Regions from separate parts of the Homo sapiens genome. Here region 2 is linked to region 1. The links are chromatin loops, found by intact Hi-C in ENCODE. Cell type or tissue: endothelial cell of umbilical vein. All regions are shown on one strand. Links, peaks and the distances in the headings refer to the core of each region. The heading gives the core; the rest is flanking DNA.

Region 1 (7,015 bases), core at 1,267-6,266:
TTTACCTGGCTTATATCTATTCTTTTTTTTTTCCCTTGAGACGGGGCTTCACTCTGCCCCAGGCTGGAGTGCAGTGTCATGATCATGGCTCACTGCAAACTTGACCTGCTGGGCTCAAGTGATCCTCCTACCTTAGCTTACTGAGTAGCTGAGACCACAGGCATACACCACCATGCCCAGCTTTTTATTTTTTTGTAGAGGCGTGGTTTTGCCATGTTGTCCAGGCTGGTCTCGAACTCTTGAGCTCAAGCAATCCACCTGCCTCGACCTCCCAAAGTGCTGGGATTACAGGCATGAGCCAACGTGCTCAGCGGCTTACATCTATTCTCTATTGCAGTTTCAGGAAAAGTTTAAAAATAGTCACCATTTTTCTTTTAAACAACCAATTAGATTCCACCAAATAACTAGTCAGCTGTTTTAAAGAAATGATGGTTTTCATTAGATTATATTGTTTAAATTTTACTTTACAAATTGCATTGTATATCAAGATCTTTCTAACCAGAGGACAAATGGTGAGTATGGGTTTGGTCCCTTTTTTCCCATTTTTGCTGGCTCTAACTTAGTTATTGGAACAATTCAGTCTTTTCTGAATTTTTGTAAAATCTAATTTAAGAACAGGAGTACAGTGTGAGATGAATAAGTTCTAAAGATCTGAGGTACTACATTGTGCCTGCAGCTAACAATAGTGTATTGTTCACTTAAAAAAAAACTGTTAAGAGGGTAGATGTCATGTTAAGTATCCTTACCACAATAAAATAAGAAGTTTTAAAAGAACTGGGTACATTTTGCACTTAGTTAAAATTGCACTGAATTTGAATAATATAATGATATGTATGGCAACTAATTAATTTTTTCCCTCTGAAACAGAGAAGCCGTTTTCCTTCATCCCCGGGAGAAATAAACACACACCCTTAAACAGGGGAAGTAGAGCAAGAAAAATATGTTTCTAAAGACAATGTTTTTGCAGCTTAGCATAAACTAAGTAAAGCATCAACACTTCGAGAATTTTCTCTGGTGTTTAAAATCTGATGGACATGAAAATTGAGATTTGAACCTTTTATAAAGGAACTTTATTGGTAATGTTCAAAATGCTCTAGCTATAAAGGTCTCGAGAGTATAGACAAGTAGCAAACAGAATGAAAATCTTCTACCTTTTGCACCCCTCAAAAATATATTTTATCCATCTTTTTCTGAAAATGATTGGTAATGGTTAAACGTATCATCACAAGTAAAAGCCAAGGACCAGACTCTGTGCCTAAGTATTTAAATCAATAAGCCAATTTTATTCTAAAACATTCTCAGACAGCATGTAGCATTTACTTCCTCAAAGGTGTGGCTTCAGGCTCTGTAAGTGAAAATTGCAGTTTTACTGATTTTTTTATTAAATTCTGATCCCTTCCCAAATGGTAAGAATTAGTGACGTGTAATGCACAGCCAGCCATAAGCCCACTTTGCTCAGCTCCTGAGAACAAGGCACTGTTTGCGCATCAAACGGAGCTATACCGAGGTTATTCCTGAGAGACACGAGTTAGGTCCAAAGCTAATAACAGAGTCTCAGCAGCCATTGGCTCTCCTGAGGCCTTCGTCCTTTGGGGTTCCAATATAGCTCTGAACACTGGAAAGTTGGGGGAGTTATCCTTGGCCAGACTCCAGTCCAACAGTCAAACACGCTCATCTTTAAGAAGGATGCACTGCGAAACTATCCAGATGGGCCTGTCATCCATTACAGCCTATTTAGGCTGTTTATAAACAAGTCTCATATTACCTACTCCTGTTTTAATTTTCCCTGGAAAAGATGTTTCCTGAATATTTATAAGAAGCATGTGTCTGAGAAAAGGAGGATAATTGGAAAAGATTTCTCTTCATTTCTTGAAGTGTTTCAGCAGAAAAATGCTTCCAAGGACGATATCAAAACACTACTCCAATCACCCCACCCCTTTTGCCAAAATGAAAATAACTATAAAGCACTTGGAGAGTTACTTCTTAGTGCCATTTAAATTAGTACCTGTGGTAATAACTTTGGGCCCTGTTGGTAAATGTTCTTATATCAGTTATTCTAAAGCTATTTTTTTAATGTGAACTGGTCGTTATGGGGTTTGTTTTAAAAATAAAACTACCAACCCCAAGCTGAGTAAACTGCTGCTATACCTTATATAAAATAATTGAAAACAAAACTCTCTCTTAAAAAATACACCAGTTCCATCATTTAACATCTTATTATATTTATAAGGAACTTATAAATTCTTTTGTATCTCTAGGGAACATTTCCATTTGCTCCTCTAAAGTTATATACACATAAGAAGCAGTTGAGGTAGTCAGAAGCTTTCAGACATACTACCCTAAAGTGGTTTGTGTTATCCAAGAATGAGTGAATGTATTTTTATAAATTTAGCTGCTCATGGAAAGCCAACTCATCTGAGTCTATCGCAGTCCCTACCGCCAACAGCCATGATTTGTTGAGGATACTAATGTTATCAACTGCAGTAATTCAGTTAACAGAGTCATCCTACCATCACGTTGCTTTCTTGTCACCAACAAACTCCCCTTAGAAGCCCCTCTGTCCTAGCTGACTATTAATGACTTTCAATCAAACAGGCCAGAGATTATTGTTTGTACTCAGGAAGAGACTGGTTATGTTCCTTTATTCTTAAATGTGTACTCTGCAAATTCTCTTACATAATTTGATGTGAAACTATAATTTTTTAAAAGACGGTTCCAATTCACTGGAAATGTCAAGTATAAAAATAAATCAGCACAAAATAGCTCGATTTTTAAGATCTGAGCATCAAAAGGTATTTCAAATTAGCCTCTGTAAAAGGCAATTAGTTGTACAGCTCAGAAAATTAGAGCACAACATGTTCTACAGCTCACAGACGCACTTGGACAGGGAGTGTCAGTTACTTTATTCCAGCTGATTCATTAGAGTAAAAATGGACTGTGCATGGTGTATCTTAGAGGAATATATTTTATAAAAGTAAATTTAAAAAAAAAGCCAGGTTTGGAAATTAACTCAACAAGTTGGTGATGACTTAGAGCCATAAATCTCCAGTAAGTATTCAACACTGTACTGTGGATGTGGATTTCTCAAATATCCTACTGGTCATTCTGAGGGAATTTGGGGTGGGGATGGGTGGAATGCCAACCAACAAAGCTCAACTTTGTGCCTGTTCTGTGCTATTATGTATAGAATAATCTCTTTTTCTTTTTCCTTTAAATTTGTTTTCCTCTTGCTTCCCAGAGGACTGTGTGGCGGACTATGCAGCATAGTGTAAGCATTGGTCTTATTCTTCCTCTCATTCCCATTTGTCTTTGTACAGTCATTCCGGAGAGTCCCTGAGAAATTCCTCCTCCACTATCCCTTTCCAAATTATCTGGAGTGGATTGAATACTGCACATAGCCAACTTGTTTAGTCATTTCCTCTCTGCTTGTGATTTATGGTTAACAACCATTTTCATATTCTTTTCCAATGGCCAAGTTTTCAATCTAATCTTGGTGGAAGACCAGCTCATCGAATGGCTGATTTAAATTCTGTCCCAATGTTCAGACGATGCGTAGTCCGCCTGGAAAACTAGCTCTTCCCTGTTAGAATATATTGGCCTTTTTCTTCTTGTGCTAATAAGAACAAACCAACATCAGCCCTCATGCATAAGGTGCTAATGTTTCCATTAGCTGAGACATAGAAAATTCAAGGGATTAAAAAATAGGTTGTTTGCTTTTCGTTTTCTACTTGAATTTCCTGATATCTTTCAGAGCATTCAGAGCATTTGGAGAGGGAACATTGGATATTTTTTACTTGAAAGATTACCCCCAATATGGGGCTGAGGACAAGAACACTCAGGCTATCTTACTTGACTATATCAACCAAAATAATCAGTTATCTAATCTGGTTTCCACAATACCATTGCATGCTAATAACACTTTTTTTTTTTTTTGAGATGGAATCTTACTTCTTCCACCTCCCAGGTTCAAGTGATTCACCTGCCTTGGCCTCCCGAGTAGCTGGGATTACAGGTGCACACCACCACACCCAGATAATTTTTGTATTCTTAGTAGAGACGGAGTTTCACCATGTTTTCCAGGCTGGTCTTGAACTTCTGGCATCAAGTGATCCATCCGTCTGGGCCTCCCAAAGTGCTGGGATTACAGGCGAGAGCCACTGTGTCCAGCCCTGATAACACTTCTTAAATACATGCACTCTACATGGTATCATGGACTGAGGAAGGAAGGTGACTCTCACCTGAGGGGCACATACTTATTTGTGCAGCACACCTGTGACATCATAGTGTTAACTGTTTGGCCTTAAATCCAGGCAGTGATAACACAATGTCTAAAATCCCTTCTTTGAAATCATGTTTTTAAAAAGAAATTGTCCCCTGAGTACTATCCCCATTCATTATTCCTGAGATCATATGCCCATATCCATATGCCCTGAGACCAGGGCAATTTGGGTGAAGAAAGTTAGGAGGTAAATCTGGAACAGGAACGCTGCAGAAAGGAAGACCTTGAGAAGGGGACAGGGAAGACAAATAGCTCAAGGGCTCCTGACACTAAGAGGGAAAGGGGAGGGGAAAACATCATGGGTGGGACAAGTCAGGGTTCTGTTCGATTGGTCCCATTGATAACTAAAGTGGCTTCAGTTAAGTCAGTAGTGTCTGCCCTTTCCAACACAATCTCTTGGGAGCTCCAGGTTTTCCTGCAGCTGGTCCAGTTCAGTTTCCTTATCTAATAGTTATCATGACCCTTGTAGCTTTCCTGAAGAGTTATCACTTCCTTGAACATACTGGAATGAATACATATCATAACATCCCTGTGTGTCTGCTGGACTTCCCTACTTGTCCCTATAACCTTATCTAGGCCAAAACAAACAAACAACACAAAAACCAGATGTCTGTTTTGTATATGAATCTTCCAAAAATACACTGTAACTTTTGAAATTCATCGGTAGGTCACTGGTGACAAACATGTTGTTAATATTATTACATACATATTTAAGTACTTACAAAAGATCATCAAGATATGCAACTTTTTTAATTGTTCTGAAACAAAATGGACAAAGCAGCTAACATTCTGGCATTATTTCCTGCCTGATGGTTAGTACCAGTTTCAGTAAAATGCTGGTGATAAAAATGTTCTTCCATGCCTCTTTGGGGCTGTTTTGGTGCGATTTAGAAACTGTTGGTTATAAGAAATCAGGAAACTGTCTGTTGTTCATTTTAAATTGCCATGGCATTTCATTGTCACCTCAAAGGATTCTGCACCCAGCTAAATCCACTAGTTTGCATTTCAAAAGGATGTCAGGCTGTGCTTAAGAAACTGCTTTATTATCTAGACCTTCAGCCACTGTGTTTAGGTGAAACTGATATTTCCCACCTTCCACCCCAACACAGACACACACGAAGACACACACGCACACGCGCACGCACACACACACACACACACACATGCACTCACCCTCAGTCTTCGCTTGGCCTGAACAAAAAAAGTAAAACCTCAATAACAACAGTAAGCTAGATTCTCCACTTTAATTAGTTTTCTAAAGATAAATGGGTCAAGGCCAGATTGGCTTTCAGCCTCCGCTGCAGCTGAATAAATTATGTCCCATTCACCCCAGCAAACAAATGGCTACTGCTTCATCCACTTCAGGTTGTGAACGACCCGGTCTTGCCTGAACCTGCTTTATCTATTTGCTGCGAAACCCCACTGAGACACCCCAGTTTCATTTTCAATGAACCCTTGGTAATAACAGCAGCAAAATGCAGTGAGCTTTCAAAGCAGGGAGAAAATAAAAAAACGTTAAAACCAAACCACCCAACGTATTCTGTCTCGGTTTCTGCTCTTCTCCGGGCAACATCAGCAGCATGTGGTAGCAGAGAGAGCCGCCTGTCACAGGCTTCTTTCCATTTAGGAGGCTGTGATTGATAAGGCCCAAGTGGGGAACATCATAAGACACATATATAAAATGATGGCTTATCTCCAGGATATTCTGCTTATTCCATGGAGTGGAAGGATGCACGAATCTAATTCAATGGTATGCACTGTTGGAAACCTGGATGGAACTCCTGCCCTTATGTGGATTTTTCAGTTCACACCCAATGGGCAGTGAACTATTTTTACATCCCTGAGAAGCTATTCTTTTGGGCATGTGTAAGAATAGTGAAAATAGAAGGCACATAGACCTCTCTTTCAGTCCTGGCAAAGTTGTGTTTAATTGCACAGGGCTGTATACCCTGGGGAGAAGGAAGAGTACACTCACTCTGGCTACGTAACTCCCTGGGAGATACTAAAGCCCAGTCCACATCACTGCTTTAAGACATGTTCAGAGAATCATATGGATTCTGACAACGAAATAATGTTATGCAACATGTTTTGGAAGGGGAACAATTTTGCACAACTTAATATTAAGTGTGAGTTATATTAAATCATATTGGGGGCGATTTGTTAACAAAACTCTTTTCAACTCTGGATTAAACTCTCCTTTATCCTCAGAAACACTTAAGCAAGAGCTTTGGTGACCTCTGTATCATAAAAAATGAAATGTTACACTTTCAGAGCCAAAATAGGGCTATTAGAGATTTTATATCTATTTTATGGCATGTTGATATGCTTATTTTCTGCTTCAGGCTTTAAAATTTCTTTCAGAATTCCTAGACTTCAGCTAAACCCAAATTGATGCATTCGGTAGATATCAATCTATCAATAAATTATTGATTGAGTTATTCTCTGTTGCATAGCACTTAGTAAAACTAGCTGCTATGTACAATCTACATTATAGCATGTTGTTAGTGCTGGCGTCATCAAAAGGCAAGTGACTGTTTAGAAAAGCCGTTACTTTCCAAGTCAGTTAGACATGCTATGTCTTCTCCAGAGAACAGTACATAGTATAGAGGCTCATGGAATATTAATATTAGCATACAATAAGTGGGAGTTTGATTTTGCAATCTCAGATTGACTATGCCAAAAAAGAATATGTAGAAGGCATATTAACAAATGAATAATCATTGGCCAAATATGCAA
Region 2 (7,015 bases), core at 1,202-6,201, 78 kb before region 1:
ACATACATTTAATTATTCCTTTCATTAACTTTTCCTAATTGTTTCTAATATTATTTGCCTTTGGTGGAATAATCTTGTTCTTTTATTATCTCAGAAAGGCAGGATAGGGAATAATTTGATGAGGTGTAAGCTTACTTTCCAACACACACACAACACCTTGGAGGGCCTGGTTATCAACGGCTATTTTATGTAGAAATATCATGAGAATATTTATTGGTGTTTGTTTCAATTTTGGCATCCAACCATTAATATTTTAATTTCCATTTTGCAGTAGCTGTATTAAGCATAATAACCACTTGAAACGTGTAGCCTGAATAGGAAAGAAACTACAGAAGCCAAGGAGTATTTTAATTACAAACTCCACTTCAGGAAAAATGCCAGCAACAAGAGTATGGTTGTGCAAGTATTTAGGGTAGGGTAGACTGCTGCATGAAAAACGTTTGCAGTTGGGTGATCTCCCCCTGCTCAATAACACAAGGTTAGAAGGATAGCCTCATTGACTTACAAACAACCAGACCTGTGCAACCTTGCAGTTCCACTGCCATGTGAAAAGCAGAGATAAAAAGAGTGCTGGGATAATCCAGGTTAAAAGACTTGAATAAAAAAGATGACAGTAACTCACAAACAGAAAAGCATGACTCTTCATCCCAACTCACTTGAAAATCAACACTTTCACAGAAGGCCTCCAAGACTGGATGGGATCTGTTTCAGGATACATTTGGTGACAGATATTCTATGACCTTTTGTGTGAGAGAGAAGATGCCCAAGTTACTATCAGTGGGAAATGAACAGGAAGCCAGGGATGGTGTGGTAGCAGGAAAAGAACTTGAGATTTGGAGTTGGGCAGACAGATTCGTGGGCTGATTTTGCCTCTGAGTGGCTAGACAATTTGGGGCAGATTATTTAGTTTGTCTGAACCTCCGTTTTTTTAATGGTAAAACCATACTTTTTCCTCATGGGGTCACTGGAAGATTTAAACAAGTTACCATATGTAAAGACTGAAAACACTCAGTACCTTCCCTTCCTTATCTAGAGAAAAGGAATTCTGGAACTGCTCTTCTTATTTTATGTGTGAGAAAACTGGTGACTAGAAATGCCCAAGTCCTGCTCCAGGTCACATGGCTGGATTCCCTGTGCCCAGGGGAGGGCTTTCCCATGACCTCCACCCAGCCCCACAGTGGATCTCACACAAAGAAATGGGAGAAGAACAGATCTAACTGGGACAATCTGAGGACCCTCCCCACCATTGGTGTTAAGATTATGGACTTGGCCATGAACAGTCCCATCAGTCCCATCCTTGACTCCTGACACGTGTGCCAGAGACACTCTCCTCACACTCTAGCATTCTCCAAGTGATACCTGGACCATCAAGCCAGGAGCCACTAATGATCATCTAATCCAAGAAGGGTATCTCCTCAGAACAAAACCCATCAGTCTCAGTAGCTGGGCATCCCTTGGCTAACTACTTAAATTCCCTTGACCTAAATGATCAGACTCATCTCAGAGGATTGTTGAGAGTGTTGCAAAAAATGTACCTAAAAGTGTTCAGCATACAGCCTAGCGTATAAATGCATAGCAGATAATAAATATTATTTTTTGAACTCTTACCATTATTGGAGATGACAGTAAGAATAGGTAACATGTATGAGTGTACTCTGTGCCAGACATCATAATAAGCATCTTTCACTTCAATCTTTCCAACAAGACAATGAGGAAGGTGTTATTTACTCATTTTTCAGGTGAAGAGTCTGAAGCCAGAAAGGGTCAGGCTTGGGGGAAGGGAGACAGGGAGATTCTTCTGGACATTGCCTGGCACATAAGGTAGCACGTAGCTACATTAAAAAGAATGTACAGAAGCCTAGCTGTGTCTCCATAGCCATGTTGCTAAGACTTTGGCTGAATTGTTCACTACTAGACCCCTAGAGCCTAGCACAAGGTTTGGTGTATACTAGATGTTCTGCAAAGTTTCATTAATTTGTTGAGTGAGAAAATAATAAACACTGCCGTGTTCACATCATTATGTTGACCCAACAGACAATCTCAGGGACCCTTGGGCTGGTGTAGTCAATCACAAGGGCTATTTGTAGAGACAGCTCCCCGCTGTGAAGCCAAGGAGAATCCAACCATGAAGAGAGAGGAAATATTACTAAGCAGAAAATTAAAAACGATCCTATTGGCTGTTGGCCTTGGCACTGTTTCTGAAGAAGCAAGTTCAGAAACATTTGGCAGTCCGTGTCATCGCCTCTCATAAACCCCAAGAATAAGGAAGGCATCAGAAATAAATTTTTATTTTCTGATTAATTTTCTATAGAAAGGTTTTTGCCCACCAACAAGATACAAAGGGCAACTTAAAAGGCATGAGGTTATTAAAAATCAATGCTAAATGTTGTCATCAGAGGGTTTGCTTATTTTGCTGTTATTAAAAATTCACACAAATTGGGCGAAACATTTTCAGCCTGAAAGAGATCTCGGAAAATGGCTTTCTTATCATTAAAATGCAAGCTAAGCAGAGTGATAGCAAATGATCTTTTCCTATGATCAGTTTTTCCTAATCTTGGGGTCAGAAAAATAAATGTCAGAGGAAATAATAGACTTTATTTAATAAAATAAAATAAAAACAAAATGACCTGGCTATTAAAATGAAAACACAAAAAAAATGTCTGCTTGTGACTATGTGAATAACTGAAGCTTCGTTTTAATAAAAATTTTTAAAAAGTTTTTCGACTCTTTTATTCTGATCAAAAAAGAAAAAGAAAAAGAAAAATCCCAAAGGTCCAAATCGCAACTCTATTTATCTATTGTAAACCAACAAGAGCCGACCATGTTGAGAGAGAAGACAGGAGAAGTGTTAGCTGTGGTGAATAGAGAATCCTTTAAAACAACACCGAAAAATATATTTTCTAAGAAAGCAAAGATCTCTGTTGCAGACATGTTTCTTAACCAAGATATAGCAATAGCTTCTTTAAAATCTACTTCTCATGTACTGACTAACCCATTCATTCCTAAAAAGTATTCCTTTCATATGACCATGTTTAGCTTAGTTCTCACTTTAAATTTAAACAAGGACTAATGGTACTCCAAACTATTTGCTTTCTTTCAGTCTAACCCACTCCTTAAGGAAACGAGCAGGAGAGACATGTCCTGCAATGCCATGGCACGTGCGCACACCCCAGAACACGGAGCAGTGCTTTCATGGTCGCCTGCCACGTCACACACTGGCACTGACAGAAATAGTAACAACACACCCTCTTTGAGACAGTGATTGCTTTAGATTTTTATACAACTTGTTTAAATAGAGGAAATCTAAATTTTTACCAAAGCAATTGCCCCCCTTCAGGAGGTGGGTTTTTTTTGGGGGGGTGGGGCAGGGTGTCAAAGAATGTTTAGTTCAGTACCTTTTCTAGAAGCCAGTACAGCTAAATCTATAACTTTCCTATTTTACATATTTGGTAATTAAAAACCAAGTGTGAAGAGCTTATGGATTTTATTCAACGATGACATATTTTTTTAGATTCTGTAATGGCCCATAAATTTGCATTAATGACCACCTGTTCCAGAAACCTTGGAAACAGGAGGCTGGAAGAACATCCGTGAGTTTTTATGTGTCTCGGATACCTGACTCTGGGCCAAGGTGGAGGCCTTGGAGGAGTAGAAAGGACTCTAGTGACTGGCTGATTGTTACCATTTTTGGCCAAAAGAATAAGTCAGGCACCAGAATGTGTAACCAGGTAATGTAATTATGGTTAATGTAAATGTCACATTTTAAATCCTGTAGGAATTCACAATAGTTCAGGTTTTATAACTTTTTTTTTTTTTTTTTTTTTTTTTTGGTGGGACCAGGAAACATGGAACTGACTTGCACGGGAGGTCAGACTGGCTTAATTTGTATTTCCTTTCAAAGTTGTGTGAGATACAAATATGCACCACAATGTACCCATCACTGTCTTCTTAAAAACTTGTAGGGAAACAAAAATATGAGAAATTGCATCATATTTAAAAGCGCTAGAGGAACTGACTGTATAAAGGAAATTTTTTTGGATGGAGAGAATTATGTAAAGCCCAGCTCTAATGTAGATCTAAAAACAAACAAACAACAATAACAACAAAAAAGACAGGCCTAAGAGGTGCTAAAAAATTGGGAGCCATTAATCTTATTGTCAATAAAGAAGTAACTCATAAGCAAATAGCTCCTAATTTATCTCTTTTCTATGTTTAACCCATTAATACCATCCCCCATTATCTGCTCTTTCACTTTTTTGGTTTCAGTTACCCACAGCCAACTATAGCTTGAAAATATTAAATGGAAAATTCCAGAAATAAACAATGCATACGTTTTAAGTTTCCCACTGTTCTGAATATTGCAGTGAAATCTGGCACCATCCCATTCAGTCCCACGAGGGACATGAATCATCTCTTTGTCCAGCGTCTCCACACTGTCTTCCCTCCCCTGGTGTGAGTCACTTGGTAGCCGCCTTGATTTTCAGATTCGTTGTTTTGGTGTTGAGGTGCTTATGTTCAAGGAACCCTTATATTTCTTAATAATGACCCAAAGGTACAAGAGGAGTGATTTTGGTTTATTGTTATAATTGTTGTATTTTATTCTTAGTTCTTGTTGTTAATCTCTTACTGTGCCTAATGTACATATTATACTTTCTCATAGTTATATATGTACAGAAAAAAACATAGCATATATAGGATTTGGTACTATCCACAGTTTCAGGCATATGCTGAGGGTCTTCGAACATACCCCCCAGGGCTAAGGGGGGACTACTGTAACAGTACGTCTTCTAGCAGAGGACTAAATTTTAGAACAACTGGAAGCACTGGCATTTGAAGTATGAGAAATAGTCAGGGCGAGGTGTTTATTTGTAGGGCAGTAACTCTACTAGATCAAAACCATGGCCTACATAATCTTATTTAGTCACACCTCATTTCCCCTGCAATGCTGGGAGACAGAAGAGACATCTGGGGAAACCGAGGCTCAGATAGGTGATTCAAAGCCTAAATGCTAAAGCCAGTATTAAACCTTATTCTAAAAATCATTCCATTTATCCTTCTGAAGTTTCTGTGAGAAAAGGGTAAGGATGTACTGTGAACTCAGAAGTATTCCATGTTTACAGGTATAACTAAATTCATTTTTATTGTATCTGTTGTATTAATACTAGGGTATCAATAGGCACAAAATTCTCATGGAATCAGACACCAGACCACCTCATGATCACTGGAAGATGTTTCTTTTCTACATGTAATACTGAAGCTAAAAATTAGTTTCTGCTACTGAAAATATGTCTCTGTTGAACAAAAGGAGGCCGTTCTTTTGTTTGCTTTTTTTTTTTTTTTGCAATATCACTTTACTGTGACCCAAGAACTTAAAAAAACAAGTTAATATTATCTTGTCATTCTGATATGTCCAGATAGTTAGATCTCTTTAAAGAACTTCTTGGACCCTTAAAGCTTGTTTTATGAACTATGGAATAAAAATTCTGGTATTGACCTATTAACTCTTTTTTTCCAGTGTTTCAGGAAGTTTCTCTTCCTCCCAGGAATTAACAGGCTATCAACCAGACGCAATAGAAATAAGGATTTTGTGGACAAAAGCTGTGTGTTTTAAAAGTCAGCATATACCACAACATAGATAAATCTTGAGGGCATTATTCTAAGTGATATAAGCAAATCACAAAAAGACAAATACTGCATAATTCCACTTATATGAGTTATGTAAAGTAGTCAAACTCATAGAGACAGTCAAATGGTAGTTGCCAGGAGGTTGGGGAAAAGGGAAATGAGTTGTTCAATGCATAGAGCCTTTTAGTCATGCAAGATGGAAAGTTCTAGAGATCTGTACAGCAATGTGCATAGAGTTAACAAGGCTGTACTGTATGCTTAAAATTGTTAAGGGAGTAAATTTACGTTGGATATTTTTCACCACAATAAGTTAAAAAAAGAAAGACAGCATGATAAATCCTCAGGATACCTGGGCACACCTTCTGAGAACAATGTTGAACTGGAGATCAAAGAGTGAGCTATAAAGCACTACACTCCAGTGGTTCTGATATTTCAAGACCATTTTGAACTCACATCAGGTATAATGAACCAAGGACGGAATTTTTTAACAATCTCTGGGAGCGTCTCTCACAGTTCAACAGGACATTTCAGAATATCCATTCCACAAGCATTCTCCAAAAAAAAGAAAAAAGTACTAACTTTGATTTGTTGCTAAATGCCTACCATCCTCATTGAGCGGCCTTACTTTACCAGGGCCAATTGATCCCTAAGGCTCTGCAGTGTTCCTAGGGAACCTTGATAAACATTATTACCTTGAGCCACAGGGGACATACAAATGAGAAACACTAATTTCTATTTGCAAGAAACTCTGATTAGCAAATGAGGTAGTAGAGTACACATGGATATTTCCTGATTATTTCTCTACCCTATGCCAAAAAATTTTCTGGGACACCAAGACTCAAAAACTTAAATTTACATATTCAAGCTCTCTGAAAAATGTTATACAGCATCCTACCTCCTAATGATTCTTTGAAAATCTACACTGGTCCTTCAACTCTTTGGGTAAAATTGAATCCTTGGGAGAAAGCAGTGATAGTGGCACACAATCATATTAAAACATGTAGAACCAGTCAATTAGTTGCAGATTTGAGATGTTAATAAGATCAGAGATTCGCTGAGAATATTGAAGCTAGAAGACACCTTTGAGGTCACCTTGTCCAATGTCTCCATTACACAGGTGACGAAACTGAGACCCTGAGAACTCTTCTTGTCCAGTATTAATAACAACTAAAGAAGGGATTAATTTCTGCCAAAGTGTTTACGTTAGCTCAACTGTAGTAGCCCCTGGCTGCTTCTTATTAAACTATTAGTTTGGCCTGAAATTTTTCTTGGTTCCTGTTTATGGGGGAGTTTAATAACTGCTATCTGCAGTAATAAGAGATATAATAATGTTTATCTTCTTATTTCCTCTGAGGATCTTGGAATGTGTTTCATCATTAATTAAAGAATC

The links. Hi-C counts contacts between places; a loop is a spot of excess contacts. Peaks named below come from ENCODE experiments on the same cell type or tissue, not always from the same donor. Only the 100,000 strongest peaks of a DNase experiment are listed, where the experiment ranks them.
Region 2: a loop joins it to region 1, with 2.4 times the contacts of the local background. A loop is called at or near these places in 7 of 110 quality-filtered maps.

Annotation. Positions count from the first base shown.
Region 1 is chr13:94,307,300-94,314,314 of GRCh38, forward strand. All of the region lies in intron 6 of GPC6 (glypican 6), which reads left to right. Among named protein-coding and RNA genes, the nearest start is that of GPC6-AS1, 120 kb to the left of the region's middle. RefSeq lists an enhancer at 4,960-5,529. In endothelial cell of umbilical vein, for the core only: no CTCF peak of the experiment used is centred there; DNase peaks (open chromatin) are centred at 3,372 and 4,832; H3K27ac peaks cover 3,246 bases.
Region 2 is chr13:94,229,184-94,236,198 of GRCh38, forward strand. The region is part of intron 4 of GPC6 (glypican 6); the gene reads left to right. Among named protein-coding and RNA genes, the nearest start is that of GPC6-AS1, 45 kb to the left of the region's middle. In endothelial cell of umbilical vein, for the core only: no CTCF peak of the experiment used is centred there; no DNase peak of the experiment used is centred there.